Linked DNA regions of Homo sapiens: region 2 is linked to region 1. A link is a contact called in ENCODE Hi-C or POLR2A ChIA-PET data. All regions are on one chromosome and are shown on one strand. The core of a region is the stretch at or near the end of the contact, and the rest is flanking DNA. Distances in the headings are between cores, read along the strand shown. Region 1 has its middle 350 kb from the start of RPS6KC1. Region 2 has its middle 410 kb from the start of RPS6KC1.

Region 1 (2,567 bases), core at 41-2,540:
CAGAACCAAATTGCAGTGCATGTCTTAAAATGCACCTATTAGGCATCATTTTATTTATAATTCACCCTTGGCTTTATCCTATTTTTTTCACCTATATTTTCTTTAATTTCCTCACTTATTTTTCCTAATCTCTCTGTGTATATAATCCTCCTCAGTTCTTTGAGACATTAGACTTAGAGTTACATAAAAGTCATCCCCATAATATTCTGCCTCTACACTGAATAAATGTCCATTTAGAGTCTATAGGATGGCTTGCAAATCAATGCATGAAATCTCAACAAACAACCTTGGGCCCTAAGGGTTATATATGGCTATACATTAAATAAAAGACAAGTGCCTGTCCTCAAGGAGATTCTAATCCCAAGACATAGACAAAACATATAGATTTAAGTTAACAGGACTGTTTAGCTACAAAATTATAGAGGCATTATCAAGGGAAAGGCTTCACTTAATTCTTCATTCATCCAAGAAATATTACTGAGTACAGACTATGCATGAAGCCCTGGTTATGCCCTATGCAGCAATGTTGAGCAAGATATAGTCCCTGCCTTCCAGGAGTTCTACTTAGCAGGGAAACAAGTAAGAAGGCAATTACAATACGTGTAATAAAGCCATTGGTCCACACAGGCAGGATGCAACTCAGTCCTGGGAGGGAGTGGACTGGAGCAGCTTTCTGGAGGAGATGACTTGTAAGACTGAGCTAGCAGACAAGTGTAGAGTTGAGTAGATCCTTGGCCTCTTCCAGAAAGATGTGAGCCTTGGCTGTTGTGCCTTGAGTGAGTCCAGCAGTCTTTCCTTACCTACCACGGATGGATTCTTGCTTTACTTAAGGAGGTGAATGTTGACTCCAAAACTGCTTAAACTCCCTGACTTCTCTGCTTGAGGGCAGTATGGCTTTCCCTAGCTACACTGAGAGCTTCTTCTTAAAAGATATCCAGACCTCGAACTGACAGCACACGGGCCAATGGGTGCATGAAGCCGCCCACCCTCTCCTCCCCCGCACCAGACCATCCTGCTCTTTCAGTCCCAGGAGCTGAGCTAACTGCCTGGTGCCCACTGCTGTAGAAGCCCGGCGATGAATGGCAGGCACTAAGATGTCCATCGCTGTGGGAAGAAGGGAGCTGGGGCGGGCCAAGATGGCAGATGGCTTGGAGTGGCATGCTGTTTTCAGGCCCTCTACCTTTGTAGCCTGTGCCATTTGAAGCTGCCGGTTACTGTTTTTAGCTTGGCTTGACAAGAGAGCTTTTGTTGTCACTCAGGAATGCAGGGTATTTTTAGCGAAGAGATTCTGCTTCAGGCATGGGCATTGTGTTCTTCCAATTACAGGCATGGCCGAGGAGGGCTGGGCGCCGAATCACTTGAAAGATCAGCAGGCTCAGCTGAGAAATTCATAGAAAAAAGAGGTGGGCGGGGCTGCATAACCAGAACCCTCGGGTCTTGTGCGATTTATTTTATTTTATTTTTATTTTAATCTTGTCTCCTTGTTCCTCCTCAGAACTGACTGCTCAGGTGACATGGAGGTAGATCCCAGGAAGGAAGGAAGGGAGAGCAGGAAAGAAATTGCCTGGGGGTTGAAGAGCTACCGAAGAGAAACTACCCAGCCACGAAACCACATTTATTGAGCTCGACCATAAGAGAACAGGTGGTAGTGAAATGAAAATTGTAACTTTTCTCTTGAACTTGAAATCAATTTGTAGTTATATATATTTATTGATTAATTCAAAGGAATGACTGAATGAACAAATGTTTTCCCATCCATTTATTCATTGATGCTATAGCAATGTACAATTTTTGGTCTGGAAGATCTGTGGATCATCCAGCTTAATCTGTTTCCCTAGTTCTCTTCCCTGCCAGACACCCCTGTCCCTGCCCCTTCCAGAGATGAGGAAACTGAAGCCCAGAGAGGTCAGGTGACTTGCGCAAGGTCCTACTAATTAGCAGCAGCTTTGGGACTGGAACCCAGGTGTCCTGACACCAAGTTCCCTGTTGTTCTATATTTACATTGTTGGAAACATCTATCTTGCCTGCCTTTTTTCTTTCTCTCTTTTTTTTTTTTTGAGACAGAGTCTCGCTCTGTCACCCAGGCTGGAGTGCAGTGGCGCGATCTCGGCTCACTGCAAGCTCCGCCTTCCAGGTTCACGCCATTCTCCTGCCTCGGCCTCCTGAGTAGCTGGGATTATAGGCACACACCACCGTGCCTGGCTAACTTTTGTATTTTTAGTAGAGATGGGGTTTCACCAAGTTGGCCAGGCTGGTCTCGAACTCCTGACCTCAAGTGATCTACCCGCCTTGGCCTCCCAAAGTGCTGGGATTACAGGTGTGAGCCACCGTGCTCGTCCCCTTTTGTTCTTATCTTAATGAACAAATCAAAATAACAACTTAACAGACAGCCTGAGATGGGGAGTGGGCTGAGGGTTGGGTCCAGGGCCATGCTTAGAGCCTTGGAACCATGAGAGTTTTTCAGACTTCCTTCTTGGCTATCTTTTTTGGTTTTCCTCTGCTTAGGTGGGTATTTATTGAGCATCCACTACACAGAAGGCACGTGCTGGGTACGTTGACATGGATTA
Region 2 (2,567 bases), core at 23-2,522, 57 kb after region 1:
TTCATGGCCCCTCATGCCCTTACAACTGCTACACCTGCTTCGGTGAACCCAGCCTGTGCCATCAGAGACCCATAGCCAATGAGGAGCGAGGCTTTGTGTATCACAGATGCCTCATTCCTATCGGCACATGGGGTCAGGGATTAGTTTTGTGCTCAAAACTTGCCACGGAGTGTGCGTCCCGTGCAGCATGTCTTCTTGTTGGGCTGCTGCCTTAGTCTCCTTTGGTCTGGAGGCCTGGCTTCCTGTCTAGTTGAAGAGGTTGAACCCTAGGTCCTTGTATTAATATATATTTTTATATATTCATATATACTTTAATACAACAGACTCTTGACATACACAAAAGATAGTCTGACCAGCCCCTGGCTGTGTCCTGCTTCATGCTGGATAAACCTTCCAGGAGGCATAAGAATGCTACCTGTTTGGCAACTGGATGTTTTTGATTCTGATGTCTGTCCTGAACGTATCTTCATTTGTCGCCTTTCTTCAGGTATTCTAATTCTGACTGCTGGTCTTCCTAACTTAGGCCCACTTATACCCTACTCTTATCTGCCACATGAAGGTCCCAGTAAGGCTCATGTCCTAGCTGGGTGGATTGAGGAGTATTAAACCTATTAATTTATACCCTTTCATGATTTACAGATATACAGTGGGGCAATGGGTAATTTCTTTTAATTTGCCTATTAAAATGTTCTATAAAGCAGTTGCTATTCCATAAACAATCACTTAAATAGACCATAATAATGCACCTTAAAAATCATGCAATAATTCCATTTTTAATAACTCCCCTTTGTAACACTGAAACGTGCCTTTCCTTCTCTACCTACCCCTTGTCCCACAACTGATCTGTTCTGTTAAGTACAGAATTTTGTATGTAGTTTCTTAATGTGGCTATGAATCTCTTTTTTTAGCCCAAGGAAGCTTGTCAATATTTTTGGGGGGTTTCATATTTCATTTCTAACTCCTTTTGAAATGGCAGAAGTTTCTAAATATCCTAAGAATAATCTGGGCTAGGACTCAAGAAGGACTTCCTGACACAGAAAGGTTGTAGAATGTTTCGTTTAAAATAATATAATAGTAATAGTTTTAAAAGGGGAGGGGAGAGGTCACCCTATATCTGTGAGGGCTGGAGGGAAGAGTTAAATGACTTCTGAAGGTCTGATTCAGCCCTAAGATTCTTTGATGTGATTGTTCTGTTCTTTCCAGCTGTCTGTCTTTGATCCAAGCTTTGCCTGCTGGAGCTGAGCTCCAAGTGAGAAACTTCCAGCTCCACGCCATCCTCGGCAACCCAGGACCTTGAGCCAGCTGGCTGACCGTGCTCTCTGGGGATTCCATGCCAGGGCTGATTGGCTCCTCTGATTTGCTTTGACTGTTTGACTTCCAGGGAAGGCCTATGGCAGGTGAAGCTGATGAACCCCTTCCAGGGATCTTCTGCCTGCATTAGTTAACTCATTAGGGACTTTCCGGGCATCCTCTCACTGAGCAGGGACACTGCCTTTTACCTTGTCCCTTTCACACTCACTGGTTATGCATGGTTGACTGGGCAACCCACTTCTGCAACTGACCATCTAGTTCAACTACCAGAGCTCAGGTTGATTTCCAAGTCCTAGGTATGGTTCAAGTTAAGTAGAAGCCTGTTTAATTCCTTTTTGAGTACAAAGTGATCCAGCAAGTGGTGTATTCTAGATACAGTAATAACTTAATTGGCAACAGAATGGTTTAAATAATGTCTTTTGCAAGGAACAATTGGATCAATAACTTAATTGCTGGGTTCATACATATATAAATGCAACAGACTCTTGACATACACAAAAGACACAGTCTGAGACCCATGTGCTTCCCCAAATTCATAAATAGGAAAATACTTTTAAGATTCTTGGCTTACTCCTCAACCACATTCCTGTCTTGTGACTTTTCAACTTCTGGGAACATTTTACCTCTGATTCAATTAGATTTTTATAGCAGTAAGTGTACTTCCAAAAACTATTTTTAAAAAATACTATCAACTTTAATTTTAGATCCAGGGGATGCATTGTGGGTTTGTTACGTGGGTATATTGCGTGATGCTGAGGTTTGGGGTGTGAATGATCCCATTACCCAGGTAGTGAGCATAGTACTCAATAGGTAGTTTTTCAGCCCTTGGCCCCATCCTCCTTCCCCCTCTACAAGTCACTAGTATCTATTATTGCCATCTTTATGTCCATATGTACCCAAAGTTTAGCTCCCACTTATAAGTGAGAACATATGGTATTTGGTTTTCTGTTCCTACATTAATTCGCTTAGGATAATGGCCTCCAGCTGCATCCATGTTGCTGCAAAGGACATGATCTCATTCTTTTTTAAGGCTGCCTAGTATTCCATAGTGTAAACGTAACACTTTTTTTTTAATCCAGCCCACCGTTGATGGACACTTAGGTTGATTCTGTGTTTTTGCTATTGTGAATAGCACTGCAGAGAGCACACAAGTACATGTGTCTTTTTGGTAGAACAGTGCCTTTTCTTTTGGATATATGCCCAGTAATGGTATTGCTGGGTCAAATGGTAGTTCTGTTTTATATTCTTTAAGAAAT

Evidence for each region. Hi-C counts contacts between places; a loop is a spot of excess contacts on that map. ChIA-PET counts read pairs that join two places held with the same protein, here RNA polymerase II (POLR2A).
Region 2: a map of heart left ventricle shows a loop between it and region 1 (3-fold over the local background). The contact joins two enhancer-like sites. A Hi-C loop is called at or near these places in 2 of 168 maps with a recorded cell type or tissue (astrocyte of the cerebellum and heart left ventricle). POLR2A ChIA-PET finds 5 or more read pairs at or near these places in 4 of 52 experiments (PC-3, Panc1, SK-N-SH and 1 more).

The regions. Positions count from the first base shown.
Region 1 is chr1:213,398,668-213,401,234 of GRCh38, forward strand. It overlaps a transcript of RPS6KC1 not described here. Among named protein-coding and RNA genes, the nearest start is that of RPS6KC1, 350 kb to the left of the region's middle. RefSeq lists enhancers at 564-1,100, 1,101-1,636. Within about 2 kb of position 1,291, at least 3 of the 41 ENCODE cell types and tissues checked have a DNase peak (open chromatin) inside an H3K27ac peak, as active enhancers do.
Region 2 is chr1:213,456,004-213,458,570 of GRCh38, forward strand. It overlaps a transcript of RPS6KC1 not described here. Among named protein-coding and RNA genes, the nearest start is that of RPS6KC1, 410 kb to the left of the region's middle. Within about 2 kb of position 1,273, at least 3 of the 41 ENCODE cell types and tissues checked have a DNase peak (open chromatin) inside an H3K27ac peak, as active enhancers do.